3 separate regions of the Mus musculus genome follow, and regions 2 and 3 are each linked to region 1. The links are chromatin loops, found by intact Hi-C in ENCODE. Cell type or tissue: gastrocnemius. All regions are shown on one strand. Each heading gives the region's core, and the rest is flanking DNA. Links, peaks and the distances in the headings are about the cores only.

Region 1 (10,124 bases), core at 1,026-9,025:
ATTAGTGCTATCTTTAATGTAAGAGTATGCCTCAAAATTCTCCAAGAATTGGATCCTGGAAAGATGACTCAGTGGTTAAGAGCACTTGATGCCCTTCCAGAGGTCCTGACTGCAGTTCCCAGTACACACATCAGGTGACTCCGGTTCCAGAAGACCTAGAGCCCTCTTCTGGCTTCCACACATCTGTCTGTCTCTCTGTCTCTGTTTCTGTCTGTCTGTCTTTCTTCTCTCTGTCTCTGTCTCTCTCTGTCTCTCTCTGTCTCTCTGTCTCTCTCTCTCTCTCTCTCTCTCTCTCTCTCTCACACACACACACACACACACACACACACACACACACACACACAAATTTATAAATAAATCCAAAGAAGTTCTTGTACAGTAAGTTGAGAGCACTCACTAACTAGGCTAGTAACAGGCAACATGAGCTCCCTGGTGGCACAGCCATCTTGGCAGTTGAGTTTCCCAGGTGCTATGCCAGCAGCTACCTCAGCAGCTAAGTGGGATCACTTCCTCAGATGGCTTGAGATAGGCTAGAGGTGACTGAGAATAACACAAGTGGCTAAGACCTGTTGCGAGGTAAAGTGTCTAGTTTCCATTGTTAATCTGTATTAGTCTAGGCTGCCTTGAATTCAGTCCTCTGCCTCTACCTCCTGAGTGTAGGGATTAAAGATGTGTGCTGCCATGCCTGGCAACATAGCTTTTCATGTTGAATTATAAGAAATTTTAAGAGTATGCAGGTTCCCAAAGAATACAGGAAATACATGTCTGATCACCCTCTTAGCATGTCTTCTAAGCCCAAATATTGTCACACCCCACTGTCCCCATATGCTCTAAAGAAATCCCAGAATGACTGTTCTGTCAAGCCTGGCCTATAAATGGTTCAATTCAGGGCTCTCCAGTCTGGAATGATTTGGTTTGCATTTTATTTTCTGAAGAGCCACTGACTCTTTCTCTCTTTCTTTGTCTTGTTTTCCAGTGGGAAATTAGTGTCTCCAAAGTGGAAAAATTTCAAGGGCCTGAAGCTCCAGTGGCGGGACAAGATCCGGCTCAACAACGCCATCTGGAGGGCATGGTATATGCAGTGTAAGTGTGTTGCCTGCCAGGCAGATGGTGTGTTATGCTCCAAGGGACCTCAGTTCTGTGGCATCAGAGCGCTACATCTTGGAGCATCTTGGGTCCATAGCCTGCTCTTTTCAGTAGAATCTTTCATACATAGTCTATGTGATGAGAAATCAAGCTACAACACATCCCAGGAAGCAGGGCAGTCACCAGCCATCAGGCAGTCACCTAACAGAGAGTCTTGAAGGGCAGACATGAGAGCCTCCCTGACCACAAATACATGCTGGGTACTTGGCCCTCAGGTGTAATGGGTTCTTTTTAGGAGAGATGGGAGAATGTAGCCAAGAGGTGACATTTGAAGAGCCAAAGAACAGTTTCTATTTCCAGCAGTTTAAGAAGACATAGACACTGCTGTACAGCTCTTGTCCTTGGTTAGGTTGAGAATAGGAGGATGCAGGCTTCAGGAGCAGGGTGGGCTCTTCCCACTTATTGGCTGCCTTTGTGTTGATGAGCAACTTTATTTCTTACTCAGATATTACTGCCATTCGTTGCCTTGGGCCTGCATGCTTTTATTTCTCAGAACTCTACATTTCTCCAGTGGTAGAAGGAAATAACATTCCAGGGTGTAGCAGTTTGGGTAGAGCTCCATCAGGGATCTTGGTACAGTTATGATGTCTCTCTTCTCCCAACCCAGATTTGGAGAAGCGCAAGAATCCTGTGTGCCACTTTGTCACCCCACTAGATGGCTCTGTTGATGTAGATGAACACCGTCGGCCAGAGGTATTTAACCAGCAAGTAATTGAATAGATGGTAGGTAGGAAGGAGGATATTGGGAAAGGAAAATTGCCTTTATTTCTGAAGATACAACCCACCAAAGGACCAAGCTCTTTGACAGAAACTGTAGAGAACAGGGAAGCCTGTGCTGTCCTATTACTTAGCATGACCTGGAGGAGGAAGGGTAGCCTTCAACGGTTTCCAGCCCGCAGAGATTCTATCCTTAGGCAAACTGACCTTACAGGGCCTCCTTCTCTGCGTTCACTTAAAATTGGTATTTCTTCTGAGAGTTACTCAGGAAGGACTGGCTCTGGAGCAATTAGTTAGCTGTAACTCAGAACAAGAGCTCTAGGTTCCATCCCCAGGACCACAAGCAAAGCAGCCACTCTAGAAGAAGTTAGGGAGAACCAAGCTTCTCCACATCAGCTGGAGACACAGCTTACTTGGTAGAGTGCTTTCCTAGTGTGCACTAAGCCCTGGCTTCCATTTCTATCACCACACAAACTGAGCATGGTGTCAAAAGCCTGTAGTCCCAGCATTTGGGATAGAGAGTCAGGAAAATCAGAAGTTTAAGGCCATTCTTGATGCATAGAGAGTTTGAGGCCAGCCTGAACTTCATGAGACTCTATCTTAAAAACAAACAAAAAACCCCAAAAACCAAGCCAAACAAACAAAAACTTAAAGATAGGAGATGAGAAGAGATTAAAGAAAAAGTGGCTCATTTTTATTTTGTCTTATTATTTTGGTACTTCTAAAGGGCAGAATCCAGGGCCTCTTATATGTCAGGCAAGGTCTATACCATTGAGCTATACCTCCTCCCTAAAAGTAAATTTTAAAAAATGTATATTAAATTTATTTACTTGTGTGTGTGTGTGTGTGTGTGTGTGTGTGTGTGTGTGTTTGTGTATGCATGTGTCACAGCATGTATGTGGAGGTCAGAGGACAACTTTTGAGAGTCCTTGCTTTTCACCACATGGGTCCCAAGGATCAAACTGAGATCCTCAGGGTGGATGAGAGGCACCCTTACCCACTGAGCCTCTCACCAGCGCTCATTTTCTCCCTTTGAGAACATGGCAGCTGCTGCTGAAAGGGGCATTTGTGGGCCACCTGTGAATTTCCTTAGCATCCTCGGGCATCCCTTCAACGCTCTCTGAGTACTGTGTGCTTTCCCTGTACCCAGTGCAGAGTCACCCCTGGGGTCCTACATTTTAGCTAGGGTGTGAGAAGAGGTGTGCTTAGTGAGTGAAGCTGTAGTTTCTCAAACAACATGGGCATTTTCTGACCTAGAGAACCCTCTGAGGCCACCTTAGTGATGTATCCTGGGTATTCATGGGCTGTGATTTGATCATCATCCAAGACCTGCTTTTCATTTTGGCCTCTTGGTTGTAGGCCATCACCACAGAGGGCAAGTACTGGAAAAGCCGCATTGAGATTGTGATTCGAGAGTACCACAAGTGGAGAACCTACTTCAAGAAAAGGGTAGATACTGGCCAGGGCTCCCAAAAGAGCATGTTCTGGAAGCTCTGGACTGGGGGTGGGGGTTGAGGAGATGGAAGATGGGAGGATATTCAGGATGTGGCCTGAGACTCCACAGCTGCCCCGTCAGTCATGGAACATGGAGCAATATTCAACATTTTAAGCACCAAGTAGTGGCTGTGGTTTCCTCAGTCATAAAAAGAGCTGTTTCCTTCTTTGTGCCCACATCCATGGGATGGCAGCCAGCAGGATCCCATTCCCCAGCTCACTTCCCAGAGAATTCACTCACATATAGGGAGATGAAGTCTGGCATCTCGGAGCTCTTAGTGGCTGCCTCATCTTGCTCCCTTTGCCCACAGCTGCAGCAGCACAAGGATGAGGACCTTTCTAGCCTGGCCCAGGTAAGCGAGCTCGAGATGCGGCTCTGTCTGTCCGTGTCTGAGTGAGTCCTGGAGTGGGAGGCCAGACACAGGACCAGCTCCTCACATGGAGGTCCTGCAAGTGCCCACGAAAGCCGGCACGCTCTGGTGGGTGGGTTAAGGGAACAGCTCTCAACGCCTCTACCCTCTTGCTTTTTTCAAGAAGCAGCCTTTAATGCACGCCAGGACTGAGAAGATAATTCAACTGCCCTTTGATTCTTCTTCTCCTCTGTTGGTGCTAGGACGATGACATGCTGTATTGGCATAAACATGGGGATGGCTGGAAAACCCCAGTCCCCATGGAGGAGGACTCACTGCTGGACACAGACATGCTCATGTCAGAATTCAGCGACACTCTCTTCTCCACACTCTCTTCACACCAACCCGTGGCCTGGCCCAACCCACGAGAAATAGGTAAGTGTAGTCTCTGTCCTTGGACAGCTGGCTTCTTTCTCAGTGAGGATTCCTCTGGGCCAGGCTTTGCTTCAGGGCACCTCTAAGCTGCTGTGTGGCACTTAGTTAGGCTAGGCAAGAAAAGAAAAAGATTGTTCAAGCTCTTTATCTTAGGGTCCTGTGCAGTTGCATAAGAGGAGCCTGGGACTGAAGCCTTACAGAGGTGGTCATTGTTCCTTTAGTCCCACTGTGAGAAAGGAGCAGGCTCTGATCCCAACCCATTTTATATTTATGTTACTGCCTAAGTGTGGGATATGTCAGTACCAAAGCCTAGGCTGTAGGGTGGGCACTACTGCACATGGCATTCCCCACCCGAGGCCTTCAGTCTTGAGTCCTCAGGGAAGAGCTGCAAGTGAAAGTGAGAACAAGGATGGGGCTGTGTGGTGTAGAGCAGGGTGGAAGGTTAGGCTACTCATAGCTCATGGTGATCCCAGCACTGTCTGTCTTTTCTGCCTTCCGAGGGTAGAGAGAACATATCTAAGAATAGCCACAAACCCCTGAGGATGTAGACATCCCAGCCAGCTTCCTACCGTTTTTAGGAGGACCAGGAGGATCTGTTCAGAACTAAAAGTATATTTTCCTTTGACCTTATTTGAGGTAAAAGTGTCCCCCTCTCTCACTTGGAATTATTGCAGCACATCTGGGAAACGCAGACATGATCCAGCCAGGCCTGATCCCTTTGCAACCCAACCTGGACTTCATGGACACCTTTGAGCCTTTCCAGGGTGAGGGCAGAGGGTAGTATCATGCAAGGATCTCCCTTGCTCGTCCCATATCAGACTTGTGCCTTTGTTAGAGAGAGAACAGTTGGAAATTGGTGTAAAAGTGGGGTGGGGCTTATAAGTTTTTAAGACTGAAAATGATGTTGGTAGTAACTGCAAAGCCTGGGAAAGTTTCCTGGGACATTGGAAGGAAGTTGGCATCTCAGTGAGTGCTTTCTTCCTTGATTGTCAGCAGTTCCTCCACTAGACAGCAGAGGGCACTGTGACACAGCCACCACCCAGCAATGTTTCTGTATTTAGGTCAGACTCCCAGAGCTCTGCCTGGAAGCACTTGGTGTTTCAAGTGGTCCAATCAGAGCCCTCTTTCTACAAAACAAGTTATCTGGGGAGGCGGGGTTTGGGTCCAGACCCCCGTTTGTGTGTCATAATTCCAGAAAATGCTAAGTTCATGGAGTTCAGAAGACTCCCGTGTTCTTTTCCAGATCTCTTCTCCTCCAGCCGATCCATTTTTGGCTCCATGTTGCCTCCTCCTTCATCATTACCTGCCGCAGATCCTAGCAGCCCACCTTCTCAGGTAGAGAAAGCTGGGGAGCAGGCATGGCAGGTGCAGGGCTAGCATCAGACTTTACACCCAGAGCTAGTCTAATGCTGTAACCATGAGTTAGCCAGATGCTGGGGCCACTGCTCCATCCAGTGCTGGATATACACGCCTGTGCAGAGAAGTTAGAGAACCCTCTGGGGAAGCATCCTTAACTCCCCACAAGGCGGAAGACTAAGCCAACAGTTGTTTTCCTCCGTAAGGTCCATGTGAGCTTTGTTCACCAGCTCTTTCCTAAGACACGTTTAGTTGCAGAAGAAAATTATGGATCACTAATAAAAATATGTCGTATATTTTTTTCACTTTTTCCCTAGCAATTACTAAAAGGTACTTGCAGGTGTTGTGCTGAGAGCTGAGTGGGGCATAATTCTCTGCCCTGGGGAGCTCTCAGGTTCGTGCTGTATTCAGTTAGTCACCCAGGAACCTGGCACCTCGCCCACCTAGTGCAGATAATCATTTCTTCTCTAGAGACTGAGATCTGTACAGGTGATTCCTCATAGCTTTTCCACTCAGGAAGAGCTGGTCTGACTGGAAGTCGATACTTGATGCTGTCCTGGGGGAACCCTGAGCAGCTGTGGCCTAGGCCGCTTCTGCTCTGTAACAGAAGATACCAGGGTCTGTAGGTAGACCTCAACTAGACTCTAGAAACCAGATATCCCGAGGGTGCTACCCAGCTTTGTCTGAGCTCTGTGTTCTCATTAGTTCCTAATGGAAACAAGAGCCCTGCTGGCACTGGGGACTCAGGTCTATTCCCCCTACCTAGCAGTTTGGCCCGGGAGATAGCACTTCTGTCCCTTGGTCCCTCATTGCCCATGTCCACAGTTAAGCTTTGTACTATGTAGGGCTAAACAGTTAAAGATAATTATTAAGTTGTAGCTTTGTTTCTTCATGTCTCTTCCTTCCTTAGGGGAACATCTTGCCAAATACAGCTCTCCCTCCTGCGAGCCTGCCCAATAGCCTCATTACATCTTCTGCAGCCCCCTCCCTGGATCCCACAGAGGGCCAGGGTTGTGAACGCACATCCCAAACGGTGGACCCGTTTATTCAGCCTGCAGACTTTGGTCCCTCTGAGCCACCACTGAGTGTCCCACAGCCCTTCCTCCCTGTCTTTACGATGACCTTACTTTCCCCTGGCCCCGCCCCAGCACCTGTTCCAACTGCATTGCCCTTAGTTCCTTCGCCTGCCCCTACTCTAAACCCCCCAACTCCACCAGCTTTCCTGCAGCCACAGAAGTTTGCTGGAGTCAGCAAATCCACCCCTGTTATTACCCACACAGCCTCTGCAACCCTTACCCATGATGCTTCTGCCACCACCTTCAGCCAGAACCAGGGCCTTGTTATCACAGCACACCATCCAACCCCCTCCTCATCCCCCTGTGCTTTGGCACTGTCACCCGTACCCCAGCCACCAGCCGTGGGACCTCCCCAACCTCATTTAACTTTTATACACCCCAAACCTGTGTCCTTGACTGGAGTGAGACACAAGCAGCCCCCCAAAATAGTGCCTGCTCCTAAACCTGAGCCTGTCTCCTTGGTGTTGAAGAATGCCTGCATTGCTCCAGGTGAGTTGGTTGGGGGTGTGGTCAGCCAGAATTGCCTAGGGAGCAATGTTTCCCTTTCTCTAAGGCTTTACATTGGGAAGAACTCCCTTCCCACTTAAATACAACAAAGCAATATGGATAATTCAGATGTGCAGTTTATCTTTCTATTCTGTATGTTTCAAAAAGTAGTATGGTCAGGCTGCAGAGATGGCTCAGCAGCTAAGAGCACTGGCTGCTCTCCAGAGGTCCTGAGTTCAGTTCCTAGCAACCACATGGTGGCTCACAACCATCTGTAATGGAATCTGATGCCCTCTTCTGGTGTGTCTGAAGTCAGCTACAGTGTGCTCACATGTATTAAATAAATAAATAATTCTTTTTTTTTTAAAAAAAAAAAAAAAGGTCTTGATCTGGGTGTGGTGACCCGTATCTGTAAACACAATGCTTGAAAGGTTGCAGCAGGAAGAATTTGAACTTGAGGACAGTCTGAGTTACAGAGTAAGTCCCAGGCCGGCCAAGGTTATATAAGGTGACCCCAGTTAAAGAAACAGTTAAAATTGCGTGGGTGAGATGGCTCAATAAGTGAAGGCACTTACTGCTAAGTCTAACAACCAGAGTTTGATCCTCGGGATCCACGTGGTGGGAGGTGAGAATCAGTTTCTACAAGCTGTCCTCTGACGTGTGCACAATGGCACGTACATACCTACACACATGGGCATGCATGCACACACACATACCGCACATATACACCACACACACGCTACATAGAATAAATAAAATATAATTTAGAAGCTAAAATAAATAAAAATAAGAGTCTTGAAAACATGATTTGAGAACACTTGGTCATGAGTGTCTCTTTCTAGGGGTTATAGTATCAGTCTTTCAAGTAAAAAGTACAAAAATCTTCCAGTTGCCCTGGGGCTTGGTCTCCCCGCCCTGTTGGTGAGGAACCACATGCTTCACCAGCAGGGTGTGTGATGTCCTGTTTTCCTGGCTGGCTGCAGCTTATGAGTTTTGTTAGTAACAGCCAGGCCTCTACAGGGTCAGGCCCTTACCTTCACATCTCTTCATCCCTACAGCTGCCTTCTCAGGCCAACCGCAGAAGGTGATCATGACATCAGCTCCTCTGAAGAGAGAAGGGATTCTAGCATCTACTGTGTCCCCATCCAATGTGGTCATTGCTTCTGCTGCCATCACCAGGGTAAGAGAGCTGGCCTAGGCAGTCCTCTAGTGTCTTCTCATCTCCCTACAGTGGCCAATGTAGCTGTTCTGCTCTGCTCTACATCAGTGGTACAAGATCTCTCTGCTGTGTCTCCACAGGCTTCTGGAGTCACGGAGTTCCTCAGCCACAGCACGAGCAGCCAGCCTAGCCCCGTCTCTCGACTCTTTTCTCCAAGTACAGTGCAAGACTCCCTGGTGAAGGGCGAGCAGGTCTCACTGCATGGGGGTAGTCCCCAGGTCCCTGCCACGGGCTCTAGTGAGTATTCACCCAAGTGGGGCAGTCAGGGCCTCGTGGGAAATAAGCAGATTGTTCTGGGTTGAGGAGGCCATTCCCAGGCTCCCATAAGCAAGCCTGAGCCTACAGAACCTACCATCTGCTCATAGCACAGTCTGGGGAAATGCTTACTGGGAAGCCGGATAGTGGTAGCCACACCAGCAGAAAGGGAAAAGAAGGTGGCAGGCATGTCACAGCATGGGTAGCTAGGACGCTCAAGACACCACACTCAGAAGACCAGGCTTGGGCTGGAGAGATGGCTCAGCAGTTAAGAGAGCCAACTGCTCTTCTGAAGGTTGTGAGTTCAAATCCCAGTAACCACATGATGGCTCACAACTATCCATGATGAGATCTGATGCCCTCTTCTGGGATGTCTGAAGAGAGCTACAGTGTACTTATATATAATAAATAAATAAATCTTAAAAAAAAAAAAAGACCAGGCTTGCAGCGGCTTACCATAAAAAAAAAAAAAAAAATGGACTGAAGAGTTCTTGTCCACAGTCTGGAAAACTTGAGCCTGGGATTGCTGTAGCCATGAAGCCAGCAGTAGGCTCCTAGTTACAGCATCCTCCCTCCTGGTTTCTAAACTACTGCAAGTCTGTGGCTATTTTCATGTCTTACAACTGAGAACAGTCAGGACAATACTGGTTTTACCTGTTGACTTGTGGAGTCAAAGGTCAGGGCTAGGAGTCCTGTGACATCAGTATTGGGCTACAAGTAGAACTTGGGTTCCTTCTAGTGCCATACTGGGAAGACAGCTGGAGACATGCACATATCAGCACAGTCTGTCCCTGGGCTGCACCTTAACCCCATCTCTTCTTAGCTAAGACCAGGCTGCGCCTGATGGTCTTACTGGGAAGATAGGATAAGAAAGGGTTTCCAGCTGACAGGGCTTGGTGCACTTGTCCAGCAGAAGGTTTTGAAGAATGGGACAGACTCAAGACATATGTCAGTTTTAAAGTTATCCAGGGAAAGGAAGCTGCCCTTGCCTGTGGGACTGCAGAGCGAGCCCAGCATACAGAGATGTGCACTGGAGCCTGATTATCCAGGAGAAAATTTAGTAACTGGAAGCATTTGGTAGAATAAAGTGAAACGCACTAGGGACATTCTAAGAGGACCTTGGAAATTACTCCTAAGAGACAGCAGTGAATGGGACAGAAGCCTGTGTGATTTGTAATACTCTAGTTTATTCTGTGTGGGTCAAAAGGTAGTAGTACTTTTTATTTAACATTTTCAGAGTGAGTGAGAAAAAGTAAATATGTAGATTTTAAGGAACAAAATTAGAGCAGATACCAATGTGCTAAGCACGGGAACTAGGAGCTGTTGCTTTAAAAGCCTCTAATGGCCCTGGCTGCCTTGAGGTGGCAATTTAGGGCCTGGGTTGGCAGTTCAGCCTTTCCTCTGAGTAGTTTGATATCTGGGATGGGGCAGAATCCAGCCATATTCGACGTCTAACTTCCTGTCTCAGGTGTTGCCTTGGAAACAGCAACTCCCTTTGGGATGTGGGCAAGGGTTTCTCAAATATTTCCTCTGGAGTAGTTACAGAAGGTTTTTAATGGACTTCCAAGCCTGAGAACTTGCTGGGAGGCC
Region 2 (10,124 bases), core at 1-8,000, 80 kb after region 1:
ACTGTCTGTTCTTCCAGAGGTCCTGAGTTGAGTTCCCAACAAGGAGGCTCACAACCATCTAAAACATGATCTGATGCCCTCTACTGTTCTGACATTCGGGCTCTATATGCAGATAGAACACTCATATACATAAAATAAATCTTTAAAAAAAAGAAAGATCTTTGGAAGAACAAATATCAATGAAACCTTATATAGAATTATGGGAATTTGATCCCCCTGAAACCTGACAAGGGCAGCGATCCCTCGCCCTAGCTTCCCGACAGACGGAGGCCTCACTGTGTCTGTCACACCGCCTCGCTGTTTTGCTTGCTGTCTGGGTTTGCTGTGTGGAGCATAAGAGCCCAGAGCAACTGTTAAAAGCAGCATGACTATCAGCGGGTTTCTGACCCACGAATAATCAAGACCTTACCTGAAGAGTGACCCAGAATGACAGCTCTACTCACAGGAAACTTTTTTTTTAATTTTATTTTTTTTACTTATTCACTTTATATCCCAATCATTGCTCCCCTCCCTGCCCCCCTCCCACAATCCTCCCCCCATCACCCCCCTTCTCTGCATGGGTGGAGGCCCTCCTGGGTATACCAAACCCTGGCACGTGAAGTCTCTTTAAGGCTAAGTGGGAAGCTAACTTTTGACGCAGCATCTGGAAAACCTGAGGATAATAACGTTAACTTTACAAAGTATTTCCACCCATTTCCACTGTGGGTATCACTACTTTTACAGACAATGAAATCTATGCACAGGGTAGTCATGTGACTTTCCCTATAAATCACACATCGTTAAACCTCAAAGCAAATCTTCTCCCAAGCCTGTGCTTTCTCATGTTCTACTGACCCAACATAGTGCTACACAGATGTCAGCAAACATCAAAACATACATCTCTCTAGCAGCCAGAAAGAGGACAGTTGACCCGGAACTCAGACTTTAATGAGATGTGACTTGGTACTGAAGAAGCTAGGACTAGAACAGCTAAGGTCCTTGGAAGGAAGGAAGGAAGGAAGGGAGAGAGGGAGGGAGAGAGGGAGGGAGGGAGGGAGGGAGGGAGGGAGGGAGGGAGGGAGGAAGGAAGGCAGGCAGGCCTGGCTGGCATGAGAGCAACACAACTGGCTAGGCTACTACAGTGCAGGCAGAACTAGACACAGCTCTGTAGCACATAATAGAGTCATGGAGTTCTGATGGCAGGTCCACACCACAGGACAGTGACTGCAGCGGCTCTAGGCCTGTGGCCCACAACTGACTAGTAACCAGGACTTAAAAAGCTGAAAATGAAGAGGATAAACCCATGGTTTTTCAAAGGTGGGGGCAGAAAGAACCTTGGGGGCTGGCAAGATGACCCAGCTGTTAAGAAGACACTTGGGCTGCTGAGCAGGACAACCCTTCTTGCAGCTGCCCTCTGATGCTCTCAGCCACAACCCAAAATTTAGCTCTTCTCCATAAACCACACAGCCAGTGACAAAACAAAACAAAACAAAACCCATCACTTTCCTATCAGCTGCTCACTGACATTTCTAAAATGTAACTTTCTTCCGATGGAGACCCACTCCTCTGTCCCAGCAAATGGTAATTCAAGTGGGAAACAGCTCTCCCTCACTCATGTGCTGCCTGCCAGCTATCACCTCATCAAACTGGAACATTAGCCAGATCATAATATTCCAAGAACAAATCCTTCAAGGCCTTCAGAGAAAATCCAAAGCCCCACAATGAGCCACAAGGATCAGTCACAGTATTTGAGCCCTGGTTATCTCTCCAACCTCACTCCAGCCCGCCCACTTTGCTTTGCTGCATACCACACAAAATACACCTTCTAGGCTTGCCAGGAACCCCTTCTGCTGAAGGCCTCTCCCTCACCCAGGCCACTCAGTCAGCTTTCTCCAAGCTGTCTCACACCACTGCACCATATTTTTCTTCACATTACATCACCAGCTGACTTTGTTTCTTTTCTGACACAGGTCTTCTCTGTGTAATGGCCCTGGCTGTCCTAGAACTCACTCTGTAGACCAGGCTGGCCTTGAACTCATAAAGAACTGTCTGCCTCTGCCTCCCAAGTGCTGGAATTAAAAGTGTGTACTACCACCTCCTGGACTTTTGGTGCTTTTTAAAAAAAAGGCCAGGAGGTGGTAGTTCATACTTTTAATTTATATGAATGGTGTTTTATATGCATGCCTCCAAGTGTGTCTGTGTGAGAGTGTCAGATTCTCTGGAACTGGAGTTACAACAAGGTGAGAGCTGCCTGATGGCTGCTGGGAAACACATGGCTATTCCTCCCGTTTCTGCCTACCCTCCCCACTTCAGTTCTTTTACAATGCATTTTTAACCTCAGGACCCTCAAAGGTTAAGCAGCACATGTGCAAAATTTAGCCCCTTCGATTTTGGTACAAGAATAACGGTCTACTTCCCAGTTCAACTGATGCTCAGTTTCAGGGGTGGTGGAGTGGGGGCAGAATCTGTTAAGAACACTGTTTCTATAACATGAGAAAATGGGAAACGTGCTCCACTCGGAAGATGCGGGTTTAGTACAGTACATGGCATCATGGAAGGGGGTACCTATGAAAGTGTGGCAGCTTGTCCAATGCTCAGGAGTTCACTAAGACTTGGAAATAGTCTCTGGGGCAAGTCAGGGTCCGGGCGTTCTTTCCCTGGCCCCTTTACCCTATATATAATAGTCACATGACAGTCCCTTACCTGAGCAATAGGAACCGCACACAGTGTCATGCCAAATCCAGTCAACACAGTTTTGTGCCATGGTTTTATCAATTCTGAGAAACAGCGTTTCTTAGAGTTAGCCAAGACAGGAAAACGCTGTCTGTACCTGGAAACATAAGTCAAAATTTAAAAAGCCCAAAATCAATCTGTAAAAGGCTCTGTGGTCTGCAGGAGTTTTGGACCAAGCAGTAAATGAGACTAAATGAGGAAGTGCCCGCAATCTTCTAAGAAAATAAACCACAGGACGGCCAGTTAAGTCTCGGCACTCGGGAGTCAGGGGCATGCGATCTGAGTTCCACGAGCGACAGGTCAATGCGCGTGGAAGCGTCCCGCCAGGCGGAGAAGTTTCAAAGTCGCCGCAGCCGATTAGCAACTTGACGCCAACGTAAAACTCTCCGGAGTGCGCAGGATTCAGCTTTAGACCCCGGGACCTGGGTTCCAGGTGTCGCCAATGGTCGCCTCCAGCAAATCCCGGGAGCGAGCCGCTGTCGCCGGTGGCCGAGTTTACGGGGACCCGTGCTCTCTCTAACAATGCGCTGCCAGCCAACGCCGTGGCCCGGCTGTCCCTCAGTGTCCCTGGGGACCCCCCAAAGCCAGCCCCCGGGATGCGTGGGAGGAGAACCACTTTCAGGCGCCCGTCCCTGATGGAGGACGAGGGACGAAGGCGGGGGCCCGCCTCTAACTTCAGAAGAAGGCGGGACGCGGCAGCACCACGGCCCGGGGCCGACGCACTGGCCGGCACGGCGCTCCCGGTTCCTCTCCGCCGCCGCCCGCCCTCTGCTACCGCGGCCGTACCTGAACAGAGAGCAGACGCTCCGAGTCACCCAACTTCTCAGAGCCGCCATCCCGCGGCGGACCGACGCCGGACGCACGCGCCGGAAGTGACGCAGCATAGCAAGCAGAAGCGCAAGCGAGGCGGGGCCCAAGGAGCCCGGAGCTTCATGGTCACGCCCCCAGAGGAGGACGCGGTTGCGATTGGACAAACGGAGTGGGCGGGGCCGGGACACCAGGAAACCGCTCTAACGGTCGCACCTGGCTTCCAACCGCTCCGACTTCGTCGCCGGTCCCCGCAGGCTCCAGTGCACGGGTGCTGAAGCCGGGTCGCGCGCCGTGACGCGGGCAGCGGGCTGGGGGGCGAGGCGAGGCGGGGCCGCTCCTGGAAAGGGAGACTGTGTGGCCAGGGAGGGGAAGCTCGGAGCCACGGCGAGGCGCGGTGGGGCGGGGCGGAGCAGGGCGGGGCCGGGGCGCTGTCACTTCAGCACCAAGAAGTAGGTGGTCCAGCCGGCCAGCAGGAGCGCCCCGATGAGCACAGTGTAGCTGAGGAGCACGAAGGCGAGCAGCTCCCGCAGCAACTGCAGCACGTGGATGGTGGACGAGGTCTGCATCGCCCTGCAGAGACCGGGAGCCTGAGCACGCACAGGCTGCACGCAATGAACAGTACTCTTCCAAGGCCAAGGAAGCCCAAAGTGCTATTCTCCCCTACACTGAAAGTCTAAAGCAGTAGTTGCCCCCCACTCTCACTGGCACTTGAACTCAGACAAGGGAAGGAGCCTGGTCTTTTCCAGTCCTGACTCTGTATTAGGCTCCAACCGCCCTCTCTTCCCACCATCTCTTGCATTTTTAATGGAGCTGGTGCCGCTAATGGGCTAGTGGAAGACAGTTTTATTTTCCCTTCACTCAAGCCGCAGCCCTGTCTATGGCCCTGTCTCATAGTGGAGGGGAAGCAGCAGGACATTGCTCATTCCCTCCGTCATTCCCCTGGCCTTGTCGATGATAGATTTTAAGGATTTTTTCTTGTGTGTGCCCCCAGTATGCTTGCCTAATAGCCAGTCAGGATTAAAATTGAAGGGTGTCAAGTGATGGGTACTAACTCGATTTCACTCATATCTTTCTTGATATGCTTTATGCATCTGCCCTTAGCTAATTTCACCTCAGATGCTAAGAGTCACAAGCTAGCTCAAATTCATTGCTGCCTTGCCTAGCAGTTACCATCAATGGCAGCCTCTAGTTTCCCACTCTTCCCAATTTACTTACTTGGCAAAGTTTCCACGACTCTTCCACCTCCACAGCTTCCACAGCCGCTCTCAGGTATGGTGAAAGTAGACTTGTACGCACTCCAGAGATCTGGGCAGAGCTGAGAGGTCTTCAGGCAGCTGGAGCACTCAACAACTAGGTGTGGTCTAGCGACCAATTACAATCTCTGTGTGGTTTCTGAGCTCCCAGGGAGCTGCGCACAGGCAATGCCAGACCAGGCGGGGCATTAACAGCCCTGCCCGCCCTCTGCCTGCATTACCTCCACAGCCTACAGGATGAGGCATCAGCAGTTTCCAGGACTTCTGACTCAAATGGGCTGAACAAGTGGTACACTAGGGGGTATTTCAAGCCCCTTCTTGTCTTGCTTGTCTAAATACTACAGACAGGCTGTACTTCCAATACTGCTAATACTGAGAGCAGCCCAGTTAAGTCTGGGATCTGGCAGAACCACTACACATTCACCAAGACTATCTTAGTAATGGAAAAGCTGCTGTTTTAAGAACGACAAGTGTGAACATGAATATGTGTGTGTGTGAGAACCATAGATGATAGCCCCAGAGCACGTGATCCTAATTTACAAAGTTTAGCAGTTTGCAAACTCAGTGCCCAGGCACTTTCCCAGTATAGCCACTTCTAAATTCAACGACAAAGGTGAGGCCCAGAAGGAGCCAGCTGGGAAAGCACAGAACATGTTCCCGTTCTGATGGAACAAAGGAAAAGTGACCAGGAATAGACAGCGCATCCTTCTGCTTGTACTCGATTATAAAGACTATTATTGACCTCTGAGAAGCAGGCAGTGTGGATGGCAACCCTTTTATAACATCATCATCCAGAAGCAAATGGCTGCTTAATGTAATCAGGATCTCTTATTATCAAATTATTGCCTGGGCGAAGTCTGGGCAAAAACGGGGGCAGGACATCTACACACAGCTCAAGAAGCCAGGGAGTAGTAATTGCTCCCCCAGAGGCCTGGGCAACTAAAGGGCTCCATGTCCTGCCTCATCACCAGAAGGACAGGATGCCTGCCGGGATGTATACTACCACCCAATAACCAGAGTGACAGATGAAAGGGCCAAGTTGTTCAAAACAGGCCTCTCTTCCCTCCTCGCTCACACTTCAAATGGATCGATCCCTCAAGGCAGTTCTGTGTCTTATATTTAATAGCAATCTGCAAACCTGCAAGCTGGGGTATTTTATAGCAATAGATTAACTGAAGCTAAGAAACAGGACATGGGAGCCGACAAGGTGGCTCAGTAGGTAAAGGAGCCTGCTTTCAAGCTTGATGACCTGGATTCAGTCCTCAGGACTCAAATGGTGGAAGGAGAGAACCAACTCTTTGAAAGCTGTCCTCTAGTTTCTACAAGTGTAAATGTGTGTATGTATGTATGTATGTATGTATGTATGTATGTATATATATATGTATATATATGCATGCATGTATATATAAACATACTATACATACACACACACTACATAAATAATAAAGAACTACAACATGGCATAAAATTCACTGTAATCCATCTATAAATGATGAGAATTTTTCCATACTGCCCTTTGCTTCCACAGTCTGGCAAGGTGTCCTCTATGCATCAGATCTGAAAGTACCACTTACAACCTAGAGACAACACTGTGTCTGTATTCCCCTCTTTCCTTTGCTTCAGATACTTAGTTCATTTTGCTGTTTCAAATTTCCTGTGCATTAAAGAAAGGTTCAGCATCTTTGGCCATCAGGGAAATGCAAATTGAAATGAGTCCATCTTACACCTTTTAGAATGGCTATGATCAAAAACATAAGTGACAGCTCCTGCTGGCGAGGATGAGGAGCAAGGGAGCACTCCTCCACTGCTGGTGGGAGCGCAAACCTGGAAGGCACTTAGGAAGTCAATACGGTTTCTCAAAAAATTGGAAATCAATCTACCACAAGACCCAACTATACCATTCCTGGGCAAATACCCAAAGGACACTCCATCCTATCAAAGGGACACTTGCTCAACTATGTTCATAGCAGCTTTATTTATAACAGCCAGGAATTGGAAACAGCCCGGATGCCCCTCAACCAAAGGATGGATAAAGAAAGTGTGGTACCTTTATGTACTAGGGTACTGCTCAGCTGCTAGAAAAAAACAATGACATCATCAAATTTGCAGGAAAATGGATGGAACTAGAACGAAATCATCTTGAGGTGACCCAGACCCAGAAAGACAACCATGGTGTGTACTTAACATAACTGAATATTAGCTGTAAAGTAAAAGTTATAGTCGACAGACCCTGAGAGACTAAGCAACGAGGAGGGATGGGGGTTGGGGGCACATGGATCTCCCTGGAAAGGGGAAATAGATTTCTTGGGTGGGGGTATGGGAGCGTTGGGGGATTGGGAACAGGAGGGATCGGGGCAGGGGGAGGGAGAGAGAAAATACTGGGACAAATGAGTAGAATTGGGGGGCATTTCAGGGGCGAGGTGGAAACCTAGTGCAGTGGAAACCAATGGACTCTACAGGAGCAACCCTAGCAAAGACTCTGGTATGGGGAACACGGAATCTGAACCAGCCATCTTCTGAAACGAGGCAAGCCCTCAAGTGAAGGGACTGAGACACCAACCCAGCCACAAAACCTTCAACCCACAGTTTGCCCTGCTTGCAGAGTGTTCTAGGACTTGAGCCTAGCAGAATCGTCACCAAAGAAAGGAGAGCGATCTCATCCAGCGGCTGTCTGAAGCAGATGCAGAGTCCTTCAGCCACACACACATTAGGAGGTACTCGGGCATTCTTCAGAGGAGGGGGAGAAAGGATTGGAGGAGCCTGAGGGGTCGGAGCATAGCGTGAGATCATGGCCCACGGAATCAACTGATTAGGACTCAAGTCAGGAAGTCTGCAGGGGTCTGACCTAAGTCCCCTGCATATACCTTACAGCTGAGGAGCTTGGTGTTCTTAGGAGAATCCTAATAGCGGGAGCGGGGACTGTTGTGACTCTCCTGCCTACACGGGGGACACTCTTCTTCCTGCTGGACTGCCTTGTTCTGCCTTGATGTGATGATGGTGTGTGCCTGCTCTTATTGTAGTTTGTTATGCCATGTTTGGTTGATGTCCCTGGGAGACTGGCTTTTTTTCTGAGGGGAGTTGAGGCGGGTGGAACGGGGCAGAGGGGAGGGGAGGTAGGGTGAATGGGGGAAGGGAACCATGGTTGGGATGTAGTGTATGAGAGAAGGATTACTAGTTTGAAGCAGGACTTAACTCCAGGCCAGTCTGGGCTACACAGGAAGACCCTGACTCGACAACAGATGTATTTTTGCTGGAATTCAAGTCTGCAGAAAACAAACACTTCCTCCTAGGGTCAGGCCGGCAGGGCCTCTTTCTTTTTCTCTCTGTGTTGCTGAGGAGTAAGCTTAGGGCTGTGAGCATGCTAAGCAGCAGACTACACAGCTAAACAAATCCCTCTCCCCCATAGCTTTTTTTGTACAAGGTCTCACTGTTTAGCCCAGCTGGCCTTGAGTTCTCAATCTTTCTGCCTTAGCTCCTGGTGGTGGCGGTAAAGACATGCCACTGTGTCCTTGTAGCTACCTTCTATGTACAACGGAGAACAGAGCAGACCAGCACGCCCTGATAATCACAACCCACCTCTAGTGCAAGCAGAGCTCGAGTGGAACAGAGCTCACATGGAGGCCTTCCTGGTTCTCCACACATGTCCCGATTTAATCTTCCCTTGACCACGTCTCTCTTGGTCTCTATCAATCCATTAGAGTACCCAGTTCTTAGATTTAAGGTGATGAAAGAATGTGTAAATTGAGACAGAAAATAGCATCTACAGAGACGTCTTTAATCAGGACGGGCAGTGCAGCAGAGTGGTCCTCAGACTCAGGACAAGTCCAGACATGGGGTAAACAAACCACCCTGTCTGAGAATAAGCCTTCCGTTCCCACAGCCTTTCTCAGTGCACGCTCTTAAGAGACAAAGGCAGCTTTGAGCACTAAGGGGACTTACATCACAGGGCATAATGTATGATACCACCACTTTGTGTGTGAATACAGAGGAAGCAAGTGTGTGGTTTTTCAAAAAGGTCTTCTGCTGGGTACATTTTTAGGAGTTGACCTTGCTATGCTCTGAGAAAGCAAATATAGACTCAGAAACAAATGCAGACACATGAGATTAGAACTGAGTGTCTGTTCACTGGACAAACACCCACGCCAAGGAGACGTGGACAGACTTGTCCTGAATCCCTAGAGTGGAAAACACTGAGGACAAGGTGGATTGCAGCCCCTGGCAGCTGAAACTACCCATTGCTGGGGCTCAAAGGTAAAACTAGTCTCCCTGGAGTAACAAGAATCTGAAAAAGAGTCTTCTAAGTTAAGAATGATTTCCCATTTGGGAATGCCCCCCACACCGCCTGACTCTCCCAATACTGAATTAACGCCACGAGAAGCAAATATCATCTTTGCCATCCTACATTCCTAGGTTTTTTTCTTTTAAATACCCAACTCTGGTTACTTATAATGTGCAGTGTATTGCTCCTGATTCTACATGAGAAAAACAAGAAGAAAATATTAACCATAGAAACTGCACCTGGGCAAGGACCAGGACCGGCTGAGACAGGCTAGCTTTTCTGGAGTCTTGAGTGATGACAGGAAAGCCATCAACGTGGTCCCCCACTTGGTGCTCTTAGCTCCTTCAGATGCTGAGATGATCAGGAGGCCATGCCTGCTCTGCTTCCGGCCGTGCTCCACTCCCTGAGCACTGGTGCTGCTTGTCTCTTGTGACTGACACTGACCGAAGTGCACTGACCACCTGAGTATTTTCAGGGAAAGGGGGTGTGCAGAGTTGAGTACAGCTAGAGGGCTAGAGAGCTGTGTGTGGCAGTTACCACGGAGACAGAGCTTCATGATATTGAAAGAACAGAAGAACTGCCCATGGAGGACATGGAGGAAAACAGAAGTCCCGGCAGGAGCGCCTACCCTGGTGAGTCCAGGAGTTACCAACATGCACGCTCAGAAGTGCCTTTGGAAGGTTAGCTGGAAGAGGCTGCCTGGCGCTCAGCTCACTCTTGATCAGTCCCTTCTGGGCAGAGACCTGCACAGTCATGGCTAACGCAGAGAGCAGAAATGTCATTATGCCAAGAAGCCCCTTCGAACCTCTTAGTTGTTCAGAAGGAAACAAAGCTCGCCTTAAGAATAACTCGGTAGAGACTGGAGACACAAATGTGCTTTGCAGGAAAGTGCACACACTGGACAATGCTGGCTTCCAATTCAACAGAAAACCACAGTCCTGGGCATGGGACATCTTCTAGAATATGCCACTGTGGATCAGTGGTCAGAATTCTGATTCTCTTTTTGAATTCGTCCCCTCAGCTCTGCTTTTAATGTCTGTGCAGTCATGTGGTTGCCAGGGCTATCAGAC
Region 3 (9,245 bases), core at 15-8,014, 59 kb after region 1:
TCTTGGTCTCTATACTGGAAGCCTCAGGGTTCACCTTTGCCAGCCAATCTTATTGGCTCACACCAGCACACTCTTTCTTCTCTCATATTGTCTAGAGCAGTGGTTCTTAACCTTCTATTGCTGTGACCCCATAAAATAGTTCTTCATGCTGTGGTGCCCAAAACCCCACCCCACCCACAACCATAAGATTCGTAACTTTAACTTTGCTACTGTTATGAATTGTAATATAAATAACTGATATGCAGGATATAGGATATACAATCCCTGGGGAAAGTTTGCTAGACTCCAAAAAAGGTCTCAACATACAGGTTGATAACCACTGGTCAAAAAAAAAAAAAAAAAGAAAAAAGAAAAGAAAAGAAAAAAAGAGCTGATAAGCTCCCTATGACTGGAGCCATTATGGCTCGGAAGAAAGACTTCCAGCTCAATATGTCTGGATGCCACAGCCTGGTGCATCCTCACCTCACTCCCTTAGGCACGCTCCTACAGTGGCTTGCAGCATGCATGTCAGTGAGGGGTGATCTAGAGGCACACACTAGGCTGATAGCTCACCCAGAGAGAGGTACAGAGATGGCCATGAGGCAGGAAGGGCTCTGGGAGTCCATGAATACAGGCTGTATGAATTCTGGAGAGAAAGGAGAAGCAGGCTCAAGAGATAATAGGATAGAACAAGGTGTGTGGTCAGCGTGCTGTCCCTCTGCTCGCTGACCTTCTAAACCATTTTGGCCAACCTCCCAGGCCCCAACTCGTCTCCCTGGACCTGGGCTTCAACAACTTGACGGACCTGCAGAACATGATCTTGGGACTCAGTACCCTGAGGCACCTGAGGCTCCTAGTACTGCAGGGGAACCCACTATCTCTGGTGCCTTACTACCGTGGCTTTACCATAGACAGCCTGGCACATCTTTGTGTGCTGGACGACATCACCGTGTCTCCCAATGAGAAGCACCAGTTCCGGGGACTCAACATTCACGGTGGTAGGTACAGGTGATAGGTACAGTTACACATCCCCAGCTTCTGCCTTTGCCCACGTCCTAGAAACTAGCCAGCCGCTCCCCATTTGGCCTTGACCCTGGGCAGGTTCACAAAGCTACCTTGGTTTGGGCTTTTTCTGTGGAGGACCCCCTCTGGTAGGGATTTGGGGGGGCATCTTCTGTTCTTTGTGGATCTTGTTTCTATGATGGCCTGAGATCACCCCCTTGTGGCTCCTGGTATAAGGTGCATCAGAGCCTTTTGAAGGTCTGAGTCACAGTGCTGGCTGGCAGTACCTACAGCCCCAGGCACCAGCTGACATCACAGATGTCTTGTCCTCTCCCAGAACTCTCTCTCTCTCTCTACACCGCACCTCTCCACACCCCCATTTAGCAGATAGTAAAACAAGGCTTCACAGCATCCACTGGCTAACCCTTTAGTCCCTCCGACAGAGCTTGGCAGAGAGCTTCGATTCTAACTCTAGGGGTGGGGTTGGGGTGGGTGTCTGGGTGACCCATGCTTCCATCCAGCCCAGCCGCTCAGCCCTGGTGTTACTCCTTGCAGACCTTTTGGCACGTGAGGCCCAGTTTGTGGTGACGATTGGAAATGTCAGAGGGGTTCTGGACAGCTCTATCTTGGACCCGGAGCCGGGACCTGACGGCCCTTTCATTAGCTACAGCTATTATGTGACCTATGACTTTGTGGAAGATGAGGACATGGAAAGAAATGTTAGTGGGCTAGTAGAGGCAACACATCATGACAGCGTTCTGGATGAGGTATGTCCTTCCGGTCCCGGGAACAGAATGCACCCACCTCACACAAGTCTACCGGCTTTGGTGCGCACACAAAGCGGCTTCGTAGGGTCCAAGAAGGACTTTATAGAATCATATCCCTCCCCGTGCAGGGAGTTGGGTTCTGCCTGATAGCCCTTTCCCTAGGCAGGTCGAGTCTCAGCCATGCCCACTTCCTGTCCCTGTTTCAACTGACCCTGACAGGGAAGCAGCACAGAACGTCGTCCCACTCTGCCCAGCTCTGTACCTGGCCCCACTTGAAAAATTTTCACCATGTTCCCTGCCCAACCTCTGCATCCCAGGCCAACCCCAAGGACACCACCCAGGCAGAGAAGTGTTCTCTGTTCAGACGGCCTTTGTTTCTGCCTCCTTCATCCTAAGCTAGTGCATCCGGCCCTGCTTTCGGTTCACATAGGGCTGGGATGCGCAGCTTAGTGCTAAAAACTCCTGCCTGGCCTGCAGAAGACCCTGAGTTCCCATCTCCAACATCACCCAGACACTTCCCCGCATCAGCCTACACTCATTGGAATAACAGCCTAACCCGTGTTCTGTCTTTGCTGGCAGATCGACAAGCATTTCTCTGGCACCGATGAGGAGGACCAACAGGAGGATCCCTTAGACGGCCGCCACCGCCACAGAGGCCGTCAGAGGTTTCACCCAGGCTCGACGGAGGAGATGTCCAAGGAGCTGTCTGAGTTCATAGCGAAGGAGATGAGTCAGATGGCAGAAGGCTCGGTTGAATCTGGGATAACAGAGGTCGACTGGTCGGAGACGAGCATTTCCATCCACTCTGCGCCCCTGCCACAGTCAATCGACTCTTCTGAAGAGCTGGCCAAGCTGCGGCCAAAGATAGACATCCAGCTCTGTCCATCCCCAGGGTAAGGGTAGGAGGCGGCTGGGAGGGTGCATGGGGCACCCGAGGTTGCAAGCCAGGGCTGCCCCCTGGCAGCTTCCATTGATCAAACCGGTCAAACCACAAAGAGCCAATGCCTTCCTAGTAGCTAGCTTGTAGGCTGTGAGCTAGAGGTAGGTATGGGCTTAGCCACAGACCTTTCTTTTCTGAAGCCCTAACCTTCCACTTAGTCTGACTGAGTCGTCGTCCCCCCCCCCCCCCCCCCGTTGCCTGGGGAAACCGAAATTCTCTGAAAGATTGACTTTCCTTTCAACAGAGGGCAACAGTGCTGGGATTAAAGGCGTGCACCACCACGCCCGGCTGCTGATTTCGTTTTTAAACTTTGGAGTTGAGCAGAGTTGCACAGACCTTCAATTCCAGCATTTAGAAAGAGGTGGCAGGGGGATTATTTCAAGTTGGAGACCAGCATGGCTATTTAATGAGTTTCAGACCAGCTAGGATTACACAATGAAACTTTCTTTTGAAAGCAAAACCATGAGGCTGGAGAGATGGCTCAGTGGTTAAGAGCACTGACTGCTTTTCTGAAGGTCCTGAGTTCAAATCCCAGCAACCACATGGTGGCTCACAACCATCTGTAATGAGATCTGACGTCCTCTTCTGGTGCTGCCTGAAGACAGCTACAGTGTACTTATGTATAATAATAATAATAATAATAAGAAGAAGAAGAAGAAGAAGAAGAAGTAAATCTTAAAAGAAAGAAAGAGAGAGAAAGAGAAGAAAAGAGAAGAAAAGAAAGCAAGCAAAACCAAACAACCCCCCCCCATGGGTTCTAGTTGGTCAGCAGCAGATTCCACACTGAGCATGCCCAGAAGGAAGCACCTGCTCAGACGTTTGTCTCTTTGCCCGTGTTCCTTTCTGACCCTTTGGTTCCTTTGCCTTGCCCAGATCCTGGTCCCTCATTGTGATTCTCAGTTTCACTTCACCAAGCCAGGGTTGTGAGACGCCAACACAAACACAGTCTAAGATAAGGGTCCCAGCCCTTGTTTCTCTGGATGAGAAAGATCGGGGCGGGGGGGGGGGGGGGCTGGGAGGGGCTGGGGTTCTTCAATTCCTGGGCACCCAGAGGCTTCTGGGAACCTTGAGGAGTTAGGAAGAGGTGGGGGTGGGGCTCTCATCTGCCTGTGGGGCACCACTGGGGACCTTGAGTTGGGAATGGTGGCCCCATGACCTCAAGGAGTTAGGAACAGGGTGACGGGGGGGGGGGGCGCTGACCTTGAAGAGTTAGGAACAGCCTCGGCCTACCATGAGCATGGGGGTGGAGGGTGGCAGGATGCTGCTTAGCTCAGGGTAAGAGCCTTGTGCAGGAGACTTAGACATGGCTCTGTATGACCGAAGGCCTCTCCTAAGGTGGTTCTTGATGGAGGAGACAGTCCTTGCTTGTCCAAACTGTTTATTCCTGGCAGATGGGGATGTGTGCGATGTACTCAGGGTGAACCAGAGCTGAAATACCTTTTGTGGGAAGGGATGCCTATGAAGGGAAGCTCATTGGCCACACTCGGAGACTCCTAGACACCTCATTAGCATGGAGAACTCTAGGCTCTGTTACCTGACCAGTTGTCACTGTCTTCTCCTCTTCGTGGGGTGTCGTGGTCACATGCTCCACGACAGGAATTCGGTGAGGGGGGGAGCTAATTTGAACCCTTGCTGTTCTCAATTAGGCGTTGTATTGGGGTTCTGAACTTTGCTACTCACTGCCTTACCAGTTCTTCTGTCTGGTGGCACGGTCCACCGTCCCACCCACCACCCCATGTGAGTGCTCGCTTTCTTCCCGGGCGTCCCCTTAATGCCATACATGTCTCTCACTCCCAAGGACAGTCCTCTTCAACACGGTGCACAAGCCCTGGTCAGATGTTATTCCCTGCACCTATGAGATGAAGCACACCCTCAAGGAGCTGATCCGGGTCAAGGCCTTCCTGCTGGCTGGGACTACTGTGAGCATCGTAGAGGAGAAAGTGAGCAGGCCAGAGGGTTCTGGCCTCCTATTGGCTGGAGGATCCTGTGTCCGCATCCTCTCCAATGACCCCTTTTCCCATCCTGTTGTCACATTCCACCACCCCACCCCACCCCCGCCTCTCCAAGCCCTTTCCAGAAAGGACAAGATGGGTGGGGGGTGGGGATGGGGGGGTGGGGGGGGCAGTAGCCGGTCCGCTGCTCGGCTGAGGGTGGAATCTCGTTGTCTAGATCCTCTCCTGGCCTGTGGTACCCACTCCCGTTGAGAGTCCCTTGCCTGCCAAGAAGGGGAAAGACAACAATAAAAAGAAAGAGCCTGCTAAGGTGACGGACGGATGGCAGGACCTGTGTGGGCCACCTCAGGGCAGGGAGGGAGGGGAGTGTGGCACAGTGCCCTGCTCACAGCTGTGTTCCTGGCCTTGCCCACAGGATAAGGTCCACAAGAAGAAAAAGGAGCCGCCCAGGGAGCTGCGGCAGGACCCCCCTGTGCTGACGGTGTTGGGCAGCGGGCTGGTGTACCTGGAGCCCTTGCTGGCCGGGGAGGCAGTGGTATCCACTGTGTGTAATTTCGGGGTGGTCCGAACCCTGGAGACAGACAGGCTCACACATGCCAGGGTATTAAGGGGTCCTTGCTCTTGCCCTTTTGTCTCCGCCTCTCCTCTTCTTTAGGGGAAGCTTGGTGGGCCAGGCAGGGATGGGGGTGTGGCCGGGAGTGGTGGCACTCTGGAGGGGCCCTGGTTGTACAGCAGAGCTGCTGGGCACTTTGCTGGTACACTGACATGGTGACACCTCCTCCTCCAGTTGTGGTCCAGATCAGCCACCTTCCTCATCAGGAACCTTCTCCCCCTCCCAGTTCTGGGATGAATTCACGGCCCTGGGAGGGGTGGGTGTTCTCCAGTGTCGGCATCTGCTCCAGCAAACGCCTGGTTTTGTGGTTCTTTCTCTCAGGATTCAAAGAAGGTAAAGAAATCTCTCAAGAAAGGTAAGGCCTGCCAGCAGCCACAGAGGGCGGGCGGGGTGGGGGCAGAGAGCCTGCCAAGGGGCCGTCCTGGATACAGAGCCTTACGGAATGAAAGCACTGAAGATCACTTCCATCTGGCACAGAAGCAAGTCCAGAATCTTCTCTAGAGCCCCCGAGCACGGCTGTAGGTTGTGATGATGGGGGAAGGTGCTGGGTGGGGGCTGGGCTGGGCTGAACCAGGAGGACTTATTCTGTGAGCCCCCACATTTCGCAGCTAGGTAAGTCTTCTATCCTTCCTTCACCTTCCACCAGCCCCTCCCTCCTTCCCTTCCCTTCCCTTCCCTTCCCTTCCCTTCCCTTCCCTTCCCTTTCTTCCTTCCTTTCTTCTTTGTTTCTTTCTTCCTTCATTTCTTTCTCTTTTTTTCTCATAGTCTACACTGGTCCGGAACTCAGGATTCCACCTGCCTCAGTTTCCAGTGTGTTAGAATTGGGGAGAGGTATTGTTGTTATTGTTGAGTCAGGGTCTCTGTCTCCCTGTAACGGCATGGAACTCACTATGTATACCAGGCTAGCCTCGAACTCACACTTAGTAGGGTGCCATTAAAATATTTGGAGGTTAATTTATAGCATTCAGTGCCTTTAATAGGAAAACTTCAAGCCAGGCATGGCACAAGCCTGGGAGGTAGAGGCAAGGGGATTGAGAGTTAAGGTCATCCTCAGCTACATGAGTTTAAGGATAGCCTTGGCTACATGAAACTGTCTCAACAAACAAACAAGAAAAAAAATCCACAGCAAACAACCCCTTAGAACAGAACAACAACAAAAACCACTTAAGAGGTGGTTGTTCTTGTAACTCCCAATGACGGGGAGGCAGAAACAGGCATTCAACCCCGGACTCAATGGCCAGCCAGCTTAGCCTACTCATTGAGTCTCGTACCAATGACAGACCCTGTCCCCCAAAAAAGAAAAGAGTTGGATGGCACACCATAGTGGGCTGTATGGACATGTCTGTGACACCTGACTGTGCGGATAACCGGTAAGATCTTTGAAAACATTTCGTCTTTTAATGATGGTTGCAGCTACAGTGTAACTGGGGTTATGTTGCTGCACACATAAGCTGAGGAGGGGAGCTTCTCTTTAAAAGTTGCTAAGGATCATCCCATGAGCCCATGCTGGCAAGTGTTCCAGCCCTGAGCCCCAGCCCAAAGGGAGTATTCTAAGGGATTTCAAATAGGGTTTGTGAATATTCTTGAATATTATGACACATTTAGTAAGTGCTAAGTTTTTGGTCTGTCTGTCTTTCTTTCTTTCTTTCTCTTCTTCTTCTTCTTCTTCTTCTTCTTCTTCTTCTTCTTCTTCTTCTTCTTCTTCTTCTTCTTCTTCTTCTTCTTCTTCTTCTTCTTCTTCTTCTTCTCCTCCTCCTCCCTCTCCTCCTTTTCTTCTTCTTCTTCTCCTCCTCCTCCTTCTTCTCGTTCCTCTCCTTCTCCTTCGCCTCCTTCTTCTCCTCCTTTCTTCTTCTTCTTCTTCTTCTTCTTCTTCTTCTTCTTCTTCTTCTCCTTCTCCTCCTCCCTCTCCTCCTTTTCTTCTTCTTCTTCTTCTTCTTCTTCTTCTTCTTCTTCTTCTTCTTCTTCTTCTTCTTTTTCTTCTTCTTCTTTTTCTTTCTTCTTCCTTCTTCTTCTTTCTTCTTCTTTCTTTTTCTTCCTCTTTTTCTTCTCCTTCTCCCCTTCTTCCTTTCTTCTTCTTCTTCTTCTTCTTCTTCTTCTTCTTCTTCTTCTTCTTCTTCTTCTTCTTCTTCTTCTTCTTCTCCTCCTCCTCCTCCTCTTCCTCCTCCTCCTCCTCCTCCTCCTCCTCCTCCTTCTCCTTCTTTTTTGTTTTTTTGAGACAGGGTTTCTCTGTGTAGCCCTGGCTGACCTGGAACTCACTCTGTAGACCAGGCTAGCCTCAAACTCAGAAATTCACCTGCCTCTGCCTCCCAAGTAGTGGGAGGTGTGTGCCCCCACCTTTTTGGCTTCTTTTTTATACTAGGGCGTATAAGTGTATATGCTGTGTGAGGCGCATGTGTAGGAGTCAGGGGACAACTTGCGGGAGCTCTTTTTCTCCTTCCACTGTGGTGGAGGGAAAGGGTTTGAACCTGGGTTATAGACTTGGCAGCAAACACCTTTACCTGCTGTCTCACCAGCCTTTCCTCTCTCTTTTAAGGCCAGGTTTCATGTAGCTTAGGCTGGCCTTGAACTTGCTATGTAACTGAGGATGGCCTTAAACTCCTGATCTTCCTACCTCTATATTCTAACTACAGATGTGCACCGTCACTCCTGGCTTCAAGATTTTTTCCTTATTAAAAAACCATCTCAGCCGGGCATGGTGGCGCATGCCTTTCATCCTAGCATTTTGGGAGGCAGAGGCAGGCAAATTTCTAAGTTCAAGGCCAGCTTGGTCTACAGAGTGAGTTCCAGGACAGCCAGGGCTACACAGAGAAACCCTGTCTTGAAAAACAAAACAACAACCAAAAAGCAAAAACAAAAACAAAAACAAAACAAAAAAGAAACCATCTGGGAGGTGGAGGGAAGAGGAGAAAGGCCAGCCTGGACTACCTAGTGAGTTCCAGGACAGCCAAGCCTTCAGCGACCCTGTCTCAAAAACAGATCACCACCAATGAAAAGAAAAGAAAAGAAAAGAAAAGAAAAGAGCACTGGGGCTCAAACCTAGGGTTACAAAAAGTCCTCCAGAAATTGAGCTACAGCCTCAGTGTCTTTTTTCCCTTTTTCTTAACTTTTACATGATTTTGTGTGTTTATGTGTACACGTGGGCTGTGGCTTGCATGTGGAAGTCAGAGGGACAAGGGGGTCCTGGGGATTGAACTCAGCTCAAGTTGGCGGCAAAAAAAAAGCAGCCGATTTCTTTAATTTTCTTCTCTCTTTCCCTCTCTCTCTCTTTCCATCCCAAACGCATTACCCCCCCCCCCCCCGCACATCAAATCTCTGCAGGATTAGGGGGAACCTTGTGGGGGGACTGGTACCACAGTCAGGCTACAGCTTTAGGGGAGAGCCTCTGCTACATTTGTTGGGGGGACCTACATGGTGACTGAGATGCACTGTATGCTCGTTGGTTGGTGGCTCAGACTCAGAGCTCCCAGGGGTCCAGGTTAGGTGAGGCTGTTGGCCTTCCTGTGGGGTTCCTATCCCCAGCGGAAGCCTCAATCCTTCTGCGGAAGCTTCAATCCTTCTTCCAACTCTTCCCCAGGAGTCGTCGACCTCCGTCCAATATCTGGCTGTGGGTATCTGCATCTGCTCAGTCAGCTGCTGTGTAGAGCTCCTCAGGGGATGGTGTCAGGGATTGGTGCTTGCCCATGGGATGAGTCTCAAGTTGGCTGGTTGTTGGCCATTCCTTCAGTCTCTGCTCCATCTTTGTCCCTCCATTTCTTTTAGAAAGGACAGATTTGGGGTCAAAAGTTTTGTGGGTGGGCTGGTGTCCTTATGCTTCCACTGGGGGTCCTGCCTGGCTACAGGAGGTGGCCTCCTCAGGTTCCATCTGTTAGTCATCTTGAAAGCAGCTAATTTCTTTCGCAACTCACACAGTTGGGGCTTATTGAATCAATGTATTCTTGATTGCAATTAACATACTAGGGCTGGATCTCTTTCGGAATTCCTCTAGGTTGGAG

The links. A loop is a pair of places that touch in the nucleus more often than their neighbours do. Peaks named below come from ENCODE experiments on the same cell type or tissue, not always from the same donor. Only the 100,000 strongest peaks of a DNase experiment are listed, where the experiment ranks them.
Region 2: a loop joins it to region 1, with 9 times the contacts of the local background. A loop is called at or near these places in 4 of 42 quality-filtered maps.
Region 3: it touches region 1 in a loop (5-fold over the local background); 29 of 42 quality-filtered maps call a loop at or near these places.

What each region holds. Positions count from the first base shown.
Region 1 is chr5:123,439,060-123,449,183 of GRCm38, forward strand. Mlxip (MLX interacting protein) reads left to right here. Exons shown (of 17, transcript NM_133917.3): 2 at 977-1,083; 3 at 1,754-1,839; 4 at 3,223-3,312; 5 at 3,669-3,710; 6 at 3,971-4,142; 7 at 4,817-4,906; 8 at 5,386-5,477; 9 at 6,409-7,063; 10 at 8,119-8,240; 11 at 8,360-8,516. Among named protein-coding and RNA genes, the nearest start is that of Il31, 39 kb to the right of the region's middle. In gastrocnemius, for the core only: CTCF peaks have their summits at 1,062 (motif pointing left) and 1,782 (motif pointing right); DNase peaks (open chromatin) are centred at 1,069, 1,788 and 5,175; H3K4me3 peaks cover 241 bases; H3K27ac peaks cover 1,859 bases.
Region 2 is chr5:123,520,573-123,530,696 of GRCm38, forward strand. Diablo (diablo, IAP-binding mitochondrial protein) reads right to left here and starts at 3,592. Exons shown (of 6, transcript NM_023232.3): 1 at 3,499-3,592; 2 at 2,683-2,809. The coding sequence starts at 3,548. It overlaps Mir7647 (microRNA 7647), which reads right to left and starts at 2,123; the gene lies at 2,065-2,123. It overlaps Vps33a (VPS33A CORVET/HOPS core subunit), which reads right to left. Exons shown (of 13, transcript NM_029929.3): 13 at 8,185-10,124. In gastrocnemius, for the core only: a CTCF peak has its summit at 4,064; a DNase peak (open chromatin) is centred at 3,629; H3K4me3 peaks cover 2,123 bases; H3K27ac peaks cover 1,370 bases.
Region 3 is chr5:123,498,690-123,507,934 of GRCm38, forward strand. It overlaps Lrrc43 (leucine rich repeat containing 43), which reads left to right. Exons shown (of 12, transcript NM_001033461.3): 5 at 739-977; 6 at 1,537-1,748; 7 at 2,328-2,641; 8 at 4,487-4,628; 9 at 4,858-4,950; 10 at 5,056-5,241; 11 at 5,575-5,608. Among named protein-coding and RNA genes, the nearest start is that of B3gnt4, 5.2 kb to the right of the region's middle. In gastrocnemius, for the core only: a CTCF peak has its summit at 1,204 (motif pointing left); DNase peaks (open chromatin) are centred at 1,219 and 4,995.